2 separate regions of the Homo sapiens genome follow, and region 1 is linked to region 2. Evidence: read pairs that join two places in POLR2A ChIA-PET (ENCODE). Cell type or tissue: OCI-LY7. All regions are shown on one strand. Links, peaks and the distances in the headings refer to the core of each region. The heading gives the core; the rest is flanking DNA.

Evidence for each region. ChIA-PET counts read pairs that join two places held together with the same protein. Peaks named below come from ENCODE experiments on the same cell type or tissue, not always from the same donor. Only the 100,000 strongest peaks of a DNase experiment are listed, where the experiment ranks them.
Region 1: POLR2A ChIA-PET joins it to region 2 with 5 read pairs; 1 of 35 experiments calls an interaction of 5 or more read pairs at or near these places.

Annotation. Positions count from the first base shown.
Region 1 is chr2:99,705,570-99,708,069 of GRCh38, reverse strand. All of the region lies in intron 11 of AFF3 (ALF transcription elongation factor 3), which reads left to right. Among named protein-coding and RNA genes, the nearest start is that of REV1, 220 kb to the right of the region's middle. RefSeq lists a silencer at 1-37. In OCI-LY7, for the core only: no CTCF peak of the experiment used is centred there; a DNase peak (open chromatin) is centred at 1,089; H3K4me3 peaks cover 1,738 bases; H3K27ac peaks cover 1,721 bases.
Region 2 is chr2:100,230,330-100,238,504 of GRCh38, reverse strand. The region is part of intron 1 of LINC01104 (long intergenic non-protein coding RNA 1104); the gene reads right to left. Among named protein-coding and RNA genes, the nearest start is that of LINC01104, 26 kb to the right of the region's middle. In OCI-LY7, for the core only: no CTCF peak of the experiment used is centred there; a DNase peak (open chromatin) is centred at 3,214; H3K4me3 peaks cover 1,376 bases; H3K27ac peaks cover 1,215 bases.

The DNA.
Region 1 (2,500 bases), core at 1-2,500, 530 kb after region 2:
GCTAAAAATTTGTTTGTTGTTTACCTGAAATTCAAATTTAACTAGGCATCCTGTATTTTCATTTGCTAATTCTAACAACCCTACCAAACATCATAGAGACTGTAGTCCAGTCCACCAACCGGACTTTAAATTCTTAATTCAATTCAGAGAATAATACAAGATAGGTGAAGAAGGGAGAGAAACAGAAGGGGGTAAAGGGAGAAAGTACCAGAAGGAGAAAGAAAATAAGAATGAATTCTGGCAATCTGCCAACCAAAATAACTAAATTTTGCAAGAAAGAAATCCTAAAACTGAGGTCATAGGATGGAAAAAGTCTGCTTCACAGACTCTTTAGCCTGAAGATTGGCCAAAAAAAGAAAAAAAAAAAAAAGGCAGGCATCCTATTAACATCTAAATACCAAAGCTCTTCCAGGAATGGAAAGATTTGGAATGTGAAGATTCTTAGCTTTGGAACTTTGTTAAAATACCACAACTTGTTTATTAATTGCAAGGGGGATTTTTTTTTCAGCGAGATACTTTGGTAATTCAATATCAAAGAAGGCTACCTAACTTCAGTTTATGTTACTAAGACGCGTTTGAAACTTCGTGGATAACCTTTTGTTTGTTTGCCTCGTGCTGAAATGCAAAAAAATTATCTGATACTTGATACGAAGAGGAATTTACCTCTGTTTAAAAATCACACATTTCTCCCATGAAGCATGAAGATGGCTTTTTTAATTTAAAAATATTAACTGACAGCTTCAAGATTGATTTTTTTTTCTTTAATCTCTAACCAGACAAATTACTAAAAGCAAGAAGGCTCTTCCTTTAATCTTGGACATGTCACAGATATGACACTGTTCTGTAGGAGATGGCTTTTTAACTGTGGATGGGGAAGAATAACCTTTGGAATTTTAGGATGTTGTTACAGGCAAGTTTACTAGTTTTTGACTTGCTAAGCCACAACTGGAGCCAGCCTTCATCGGGGTAAGAATATTTTCATTGTACTATTATATCTTCGGTATTTCAAAAGTAGGATGATTACATTCTGGGGAATATGGCCTTTGAGGCTTGTGCTGTCTGCTGAATATGCAAATGTGAATGTCCTATAAAAGAGGAGAGGAACTGACAGTTTCTGTCTGTGCCGTAAACTTTAAAGAGTCCAACAGATGATATGTTGGGGCTGCTGGAGCAGGAATTGGATCACACCATCATTTTAGATAAAAGAAGAATTTGTATTTCTTTGAGAGGCATTTAGAGGGCTGGGCTTACAGCTTCCCTCAAAGCCAAACAGCTATATGCGAGACTCTCATTTCTGTAGTTGTTTGGTGATGTTACTGCTGCTTTAAAACAAAAAATCGGCCTAATGGTGCAAGGAATTTTCTCACCAAATTAATTATGGGTCTGCCTGATAATATTTTTTTCTAATCAGTGAAATATGAACTATTATTGCCTTTTCTATAGTCCTTCCTCCATTCTGTGTCTTACTGTTTCTTTTATAAGGTGCATTGTGTGGTTAGTTCAGATAAAGAACAATGAAATTTTGTATACTTTACATTAAAGATACTACAAAAACTTCCAAAGCCAGGCTCTTTCCAGAGGGCCAGAGATGGTAAGCCCACAAGCCTGGCTGCCTGGAGAAATCCGCTGAGAAGCCACAGGGAACCATCAGCCCACCAGTGACAGCCCGGATAGAAGCAGGTGCTGTTTTAATAGGAGAAAAGTGTAAAGTTAATTGTCAGGCAATCTGAATGACAGAGGACCAATCGGTATGGTAAAGTCAAGTATCCTATCCAGATAGTTTATTTTTCCAAACCAGTCCCCTGACTATGGTTTATAACCAGGGTGTACATCAGAGCACTTGTGGAGCTTTTTAAAAATATTAATACCTGTAATCTGGAGAGTCTGGGTCTACCAATACCTGCCTTATGATTCTAATATACATACATGGTTGAACATCGTAACTCGAGAGGTCCCAAACCTGGTTTAACCCTCTAAATCACTGAAGAAACTTTAAAATGCTGCTTCCTGGGCCCCCTCTACCAGGGATTCTGCTTAAGTGTGGCTGGGTTGGGGCCTGGGAAGCTGTATTTTTGCAAAGTTTCTTAATCGATTTTGATGTTTGGTCAGATTTGGAAACCACCATTGCCCCAACAGGATCACATTAATTTCAGCAACCCAAAGGGCGTGTTTTTTTTTTTTTTTTTTTTTTTTTTGAGGCGCAGTTTTGCTCTTGTCACCCAGGCTGGAGTACAATGACACGATCTCGGCTCACTGCAACCTCCGCCTCCTGGGTTCAAGTGATCCTCCTGCCTCAGCCTCCTGAGTAACTGGCATTACAGGTGCCCGTCACCATGCCCTGCTAATTTTTGTATTTTTAGTAGAGACAGGGTTTCACCATGTTGGCCAGGCTGATCTCAAACTCGTGACCTCAGGTGATCCACCCACCTTGGCCTCCCAAAGTGCTGGGAATGCAGACGTGAGCCACCATGCCCAGCCAACCCAAAGGTTTTTTAATGCA
Region 2 (8,175 bases), core at 2,267-4,766:
CAGTTTCAATTAAAAAACAAAATAGAATAAAGACTTGTGTCTGTTGGCCATACTGCAGTGACATTTGTATTTTTTAAACAATTATTCAAAATTACTTTCTATGCAACCTCCATTTTAGTTTGTCTTTAAAGTTGCCCTTGTCTATTGATGTGTAACTCAGTGCCCCCAAGAAATTGTGACAACAGCCCTACACCTCACTCTAGGTTTCCCATACACACTCTCAGGGTTGTATTGGAGGAACTCCTTTTCTATACAGATACCCTGAGAAAGGACCAGGACTGTTATAAGAAGGGTTTTAATATCCTTGGAATTGAATCCAGCCCTTCTTTCATTGAGTGTATATGTGCTACGGCACAGCTGGGTGGAAGAGGCCCTGCCCTCAGGGGCTTCCACTCAAAGTGAGATGCTACATGGCTTCAGCCTTTCCTGCTGCCTGGAGCTCTGCTGGTCAGCTCTCCCTGTTGGACACCCACCCCCTTCCCCAGCAGATAGTGCTGGAGTGCATCGTAAGAAAGGAGGTGACACATCTAGGGAGGAGGTTGTGGGAGGGGAGGCCCGTGGCTCTGTGACACTCATGCCCCCAGTGGACGTCTGCCCTGCACTGCGCCTGTCACCCGGCCCCTGGGAGACGGTAGATAATGACTGCAGGGACTCCTGGGGAAGTCTCCCTTCCCACCGCTACATTTATTCCATCAGAGTTTTTTTTTTGTTTTGTTTTTTGTTTTGTGTCTGTGTGTGGGGGTGTTTTTTTGCCTAAGTCTAATTAAGTCTAATTGGTGCAGTCATTATGTCAGAGTGAATGTTATTATTTTAGTCAAAAGCAGTAAACTAGAAAAGACAGTCTGTACGACAGCTTTCCTCTCTGTTCCATGGCTAAGGTTTTTAGGAGAGGCCCAACAAGACCTGACCGTTTACAGTTGTCATCAACTCAGACCTTCCAGGTCCCCAGAGAACAAATAGAAAACGGACCTGTTGAGTTTTGCCTCCCATAATCTTAAGTGAAGCTGTGAAAGTTCGCATATCTAGACTACGTCTACCTAGAGAGGGAAGATAGCGCTGCATTCCTTTCCTCCTAGGAGTTGCTTGTCTACCCGGTGGGATTCCTCACCGTTGAGTGCTGAACGCAGCCAACGGGAGGGCAGTGTGCATTTGTTGAATGAATGAATGAAATATTCAGCATCTGTGTGTGTGACACACTGTACCATGTTAGTGCTGCACGAAGCAAATTAAACACAAGCCTCACCTTTGGTGAGCTCATGTCCTTCTCACCGCCTGCTGGCTGCTGGGTGACATGAGAAAACATACAGAAAGGAATTTGTGTTTATACTTCCACCCAGCAAAATGCATATCTGATTACAGAAAAATCAGAAATGTCTGTAGATAGAGTGCAGGGTTTTATCAAGTCATCAAAGTAAACCATGTTTTGCAAAATTGCCACAAAACTGTGCATGTTCTCATGGCCCTAATTTAGAATATGTTCCTTAAACAAAGAACATCTTTGTTTGATTCCATTTGTTTTGAAGCCCATATTCTACAGATACATTCTTTCCCAGTATGATACAAAAATGTAAGAATGCTAAGTGGAAAAATTAGATCATTTTGTCAGATGCATAGATTTTCCAATTGGCAATTATATAGAAGACTAAAACATGGTTAAGTGTAATCAATATGCATTCATTCTAATTATCATCTAATAGTTCGGGACCTTGTGCTTTGGGTATCCTCTCCCCAAGGTGTTTGTTTGTGTGCTTATTTGAAATCTGTCAGTAAAGACAAGTACTTCCTACAGAATGCACAACACCACTCTCCATGGATGGTTCTTGGAAGGTTTCCTGAGAAGTGAGGGAAATGTCACAGAAAAGCCATGGTGATTTTGAGCTGAAATCACTAACTCTGCCTTTGCCGTATTATAATGTGTAATAATTAGAAATCATTCTGAAGCCATCTAGAATCTTGCCCTAACAGTTCTCTCACACCTGAGAACTGTTGTCCATGGCATAGGTTTCTCTGAGAAGGGCTTTGAAAATGAGCTATTGCATTCGTTTGCTAAGGCTGCCTTTACAAAGTACCACAATCTGAGCAACATAAACTACAGAGAGGTGTTCTCTTGCAGCTCTGCAGGCTGGAAGCCCGAGACCAAGGCGTCAGCAGGTGTCCTTCTGAGGGCTGTGATGGAGAATCTGCTCCAGGCCCTTCTCTTTGGCTTGTAGGTAGCCGTCTTCATGTTCACACGGCATTCCCTCTGTATGTGGGTCTGTGTCCAAATTTCCCCTTTGTATAAAGTCATACGGATTAGGGGCCCATCCTAATCCAATGTGATCTCAACAGGCCTATTTCCAAATGTGGTCACATTCTGAGGTACAGGAGTTAGGACTTCAATCTGTGAATTTTGGGGGCCACACTTCAACTCATAACAGCTGTGGCAACAGCTGACTCTGATACATTGAGAGACTGTGGAAGGCCTCTCGTTCTCCCCTCGCTCCTCTCCTCCCTGCCCCTCTGGGCTCTTTCCCTATCCTTCACCCACCAATATCTGAAAACCCTTAGAGACTTGTCCCTTTGCATCTTAAAGTTGGCTTGGTCTCCTGGGATCTCACCCAGATTGCAGTTATGCCCAGGAGAGGCAGCAATAAGCCATTTCAGTGAGCTCCCGACTGTCGTGGCTTTTAACCTCCATGTGTTAAGGTGTGTCCACACCTTCACTGCCAGGTCCAGCTTTCTGGCTGGAAGGCCCGCAGCATACAAGAAAGCCATGGGGCACACTCAGTGGGATGGAGCAAGGGGTGGGAGATAGGTCTGGAAAGATCCAAAGGCAAAAATCAAAGGCAGCAATATCAGAGCAGGAGAAACTGAGCGGATCTGGGTTTGAGTCTTGGCTCTGTTACTTCTGGCTGGGTGACTTGGACAAGTCACCTGACCTCCCCGTCTGCTTGATGTGCTTATCGTCATACCTACCTGCAGGTAAGGCCACAAAATGCCCAGGAAATACGTTATGGTGGTTCTAATATCCTCGACGACTTCATCATTCTCCCTGGGCCTAGCACCGGCTGGCGGTAAAGGCGTAAGCTCTGCAATGCCTCGGAAGACTCAGCGGCTGTGAACTTGCCTTTGACACAAAAGCTGCTCTTACAGTGAGAACAGGGCCTGGAGCCCCCAGCTCCCCAGGCTCCCTGACCTGCGGTTGAGTTCTACATGCACAGCCAGGGCTGCACAGCTTCCTGAGCAGCGGGGAGGCTGTGGGCAGGAAGGGGAAATGAGAGTGGCCGAGGCTGTGCACACCTGGGCTGGATCAATGGCCACGTTGTAAAGCCGGCCCTCTGGGACGGCCTGCAATGCCCGGATCTATAGCTGTGTTAGTCATCGCCTCACCAGGCCTTCGTTTGTTTTTCAAAGTTTTGTTAGTGTGACTTGCACCTCCAGTAACTCATCTTTAACTGCCCTCCCTCCTATCTGACCCAGTTCGCACACCATTCATCTTTTCTTCTTCCTAATACATTTGATTTTCTTTACGCTCTCCATCTCAGTCTTGCTCTCTCTCTCTTTTTCTCTTTAATTTCTTCAGTCAACTAGAGATGGGGAAGCAGACCACCTGGGATGAAGGAGAGAAAGTGCTGAAGGGGAAAAGGCCACCTAGCTACATTAAGCTGGGAAAGTCTGTTTAGCTGACTTTGAAGTCCGCTAGCTCTCAGGCACTCGTCCTAGCAGACATGAGCAGCACCTTCCATTGCTAGGATTATCATTTACCTAAATTCCACTTACTTGCAGGCTGAGCCCATTTCAACTGGAGAAGTCCTTAAGAAGGTTGCCTTGCCCAACCACACGTTGCAGATGAGAAAACCAGGACTCTGGGAAGCTTACAAATTAGTTGTTCAAAGACACGTAACCAATTGCAACTCTTGATTCGAGGATCTAAATAAACTTTGCCACATAGACTTCCCCATACCTTCCTTTGTTTATTCATGTGGGAAATTTGTCTCTTAGAGCCTCTATGAAATATCACTTTGAATGCCCACATGTTTACAAATTTCATGAATAACCCCTCCAGATAGCCACTGAATGGAAATGTGTTTCAGCCTACACTAAGATGTGCCCTGCCTTTTTCTTCTGATGACATGGTGCAAAGTTATGTAAAATTCCAAACCTTACAAGAATGTAAGTAATCTCATTTCTAGGGACATGCTGCCAAAAATTGGTGCATAATTCTCCGTCTTCTTTTTTCACACTGATACTAACCCTCTTACTGTTGCTGTTGATTACTTTGGATGTGGACTCATACCACCAATGCAGTTCGGAGCTTGCGTTTTTCACTTTACATATCAGTAGGGACAGGAAGGTCTAACCCATTCTTAAGACGTGTGTGGTATTTCATCTTTCGGCTGTACCAGCATTTATTTAATCTTCTTCTTCAGAGTTCATTTGGGTTACTTTTACGTTTTTAATACTTTAAAGTCTTTAAACAAAGCCCCAAGGAACATTCTTGAGGCTTTAGAGGCTTAAATGTTAGAAGTAGAAATACAGAGTTAAAAGATTAGAACTTTAAACATTTCAGTAGATATTGCTAGGTTGCAAGCCAAGAAGGTGTACTGATTTACACTTGCACCAACAATGTACCTGGGTGCCAGTTACTTCCTATACCCTCACCAATGCTGAACTTCATCAGCCCATTTTTACGTTGGTCAATTTGATAAGTGGAACAATATGTCATTGCAGTTTAATGAGCACATCTTGATTAGCCCTTGTTTCCTCTTCCTGGCCAGTCACTGCTTCTTGACTTTTCTCACCCCTTAATGCATATATACATGGGAAGTATCCACACATTTTTAGTCGATGTTTTAGTTAGCAAAACATAGCCAGAAGGCAATAAGTGGCAAATTCACACCCTAAAGTTCAGAGCGGAGAGTAAGTGACTTTCAGACAAGCGGTACCATCACGCGCCTCCATTAGCCCAGCTACGTGTCTGTTACCATATTCAAAACTCATAACCAAGACATTTTCTGGCTGCCTTGACACAACAGGGATGATATTAGCTGGATGAGAGCGCTGAAGAACAATTCTGTTTCACAGACAGGTGTCTTCTCCAACCAATCAGGCAGCCACCTCTACAATCACTCCAAGGGTGATGCCTCACATAAGGTAAAACTTGCAGGACCAACAGTGAGAAATGAACCTCGCCCCTGCTGGCCTGCACCACCTCAGACTTTAATCATTTTCCACTCTGGCCTGTTGAGCTATTTCTTGTCTCAGCATGGGGCATATGCTGGCTGGTCTCCAATAGACCTCATGTATGGCAGGTGCCGATGGCCATGAGAAGGAAGTTGCTGGGTGGATAGGTTCTGACTCTACCCTGGATCTGATTGGCTCTGGTGTTCATGGGGGTCTGCTCTGTTTGGATTCCCCAGACAACTTGACCTGCCCTTCCTCCCACCCTTTCTATTTTAACCTCATCTAATGATAGCTGGAAATGAGCCAGTTCCAGAACTGGCAAGAAACCTGACTTGTCCAGGTGGCCACAAGACCACCCCCAAAGCCAGCTTGGACCTCTGCCCCTGAGTGGAACTGCTCATAAAACATGTTCTGTGTTTCTCCTCTCAGACACACATTTCTGAAATTAATATGTCACCACCTTCACTGGGGTCACTGCCTGATGGAGGGCAAGGCTATGTATACTCATGTACCTGGCAACGATATCTGATTTATTTTTTTAAGAAAAATGCTCACATTTGTAGCACTACATATGTTTCTTTAATTTCCCTAGATTAGTTTTTGAGTACCATGTTGCTTTCATAGTACTCGGCCTAAACACAATTAAGCCTACTTTAAGATTCACACTTGAAGAGTGTGAATAACATAACTCATTCAACCCCACTTATAAAAAGAGGAAACATGCGAGGCTCGTTAGGGTTTCTTAGGTATTAATTTAAAAATTAATTACCAGTGTTTTTATATCCCATCAGAATCTTCCCAGCTCTCTTTAGGAGATATTCCTAAAATCAGTTCTTTATTATTACTTTTGAGCACATTTGCTCCATGACACCGTCTATGAAAAGAAAAATTCTTTTCCTTGAATATTCAAACCTGCAGAATATTGTGGACTAAAGTATGAATGAAAACTTGTTGAGGGTTGTGATGAGTGAGAGAGATTCTCTTGCAAAGGGCCCAGAAGATGATTAAGGAGTAAGGAAATGAAATAGTTAAAAGATGTTGGAATAATTCAGCCTGGGGAAAACCCCAATAAGTAACTTAGGGGGAAAGAAAGCTCATTAAGTTCTCTCCATCATAAAATTATTTATGCCACTTTTTTTTTTCTTTGTAGAGACAGGGATGATGCCCAAGCTGGTCTCAAGCTCCTGGCCTCAATCCTTTCTCAGCCTCCCAAAGTGCTGGGATTACAGATGTGAGCCACCACACTTGGCCACATATTCATGCTAATCCTAGAGAATACAATTTTAGAGGAAAGACAAAGGAAAATCACTCATAAGCCCACCATCTAAAGAAAACGTTGCTGACATTTTTATTAATTTCCAGGCACTTTCTATACACACATTATTTTTACATTGTTGTGATCAGATTATATACGTGAATAACAGTCATGTCATTGTACATTGATACAGGTTCCCAAAATAGTTTATTTCATGATCCTGGCTGTTGCTGCCCTCCTCAAACCCTGTTTATTTATTTGTTTATTCAACAAATACTTATGGAATCCCTCATTAAGGGCCAGGTCCTGAGAGGACTGGAGTGAACCAGACAGAAAGGAATCAGCTCTGATGGAATACACATTCTTGGTGAAGGAAACACAATAAATGAATAAACAAGTGTTAAGTGTGATGGGAAGCTACTGGAAATTTGTAAGCAGGGAGTAGCGTCATCTGCTTTACATGTTTTAAAAGGTTTCCTTCTGTGTGGAGGGTGGATTGCAGGGAGAGGAGAGCAGCAGCAAGGAGGGCAGGTGGGAGGCTGCTGCGTTCCTGGAGACCAGAAAGATGGCGGTGTGTTAGTCCGTTTTCACGCTGCTGATAAAGACATACCTGAGACTGGGCAATTTACAAAAGAAAGAGGTTTAACTGGACTCACAGTTCCACTTGGCTGGGGAGGCCTCACAATTATGGCAGAAGGCAAGTAGGAGCAAGCCACATCCTACATAGATGGGGACAGGCAAAAAGAGATTGAGAACCAGGCAAAACGGGTTTCCCCTTATCCAACCATCAGATCTCGTGAGACTTACTCACTACCACGAGAACAGTTTGGGGAAAACCACCCCCATGATTCAATTATCTCCCATCGGGTCCCTCCCACAACACGTGGAAATTATGGGAGTAAAATTCAAGATGAGATTTGGGTGGGGACTCAGAGCCAAACAGTATCAGGCAGTTTGGCTGGAAGGGATGGAGGGAGGTGGAGAGGAGAGGAATGGACAGCAGTGGGGGCCACAGAGCTTGCTGATGTGTGTTATGGATATGAAACGGATGTAAGGAAACAGGAGGAATCTAGGATGGCTGCCAGGATTCTAGCTTGAATGACTGGCTGAATGAGGGAGATACAGGTTTGAGGAGAAATGGAGAGCCCTGCTGTGGGTGGGCGAGATGCCCATCCAGGAGGACACATCAAGCTTGCAGTTGGATGAGTGCCTCTGGAGTCCAGAGCCAAAGTCATCTAATGGAGACTTGTTGACACATGGCAGCATTTAAAGCTGTGGAACTGGAGGAGACCTTGGGGAGAGAGTGTGAATGGAGAAGAGGAAGGCCCTGACTTTTAAAAGCTGAGCAGAGGAAAAGGAGCAACATGGCCTATACCCCAACCACATGCTCCCTGCCTGCCACCACAGTCCCTGGGATATGTGAAATAAGAGATAGGCTCTTCTCAATAAATTATGCCATTTTTATAAAGGAATATGTAGTATTCTATAACCTCTTAAAACTGTGGAAGTCAAAGCAGCATTCTACAATTTTGATTTAAAAGATGACAAGCTGTGTATTGACAATCCAATATTTAAATCACACAATAAAACATATTTAAATTATTTTATAGGTCCACATTATAAAAACTTTTATTTTCAAGGGCTGCTTTTAAAATGTGGTGGCATTTTTACACAGTTCTGTGTATATTTTAAAATTTCCTTTGGAACTTACTTCTTGACCAATGGATTATTTAGAAGTGTGTTGTTTAATTTACAAG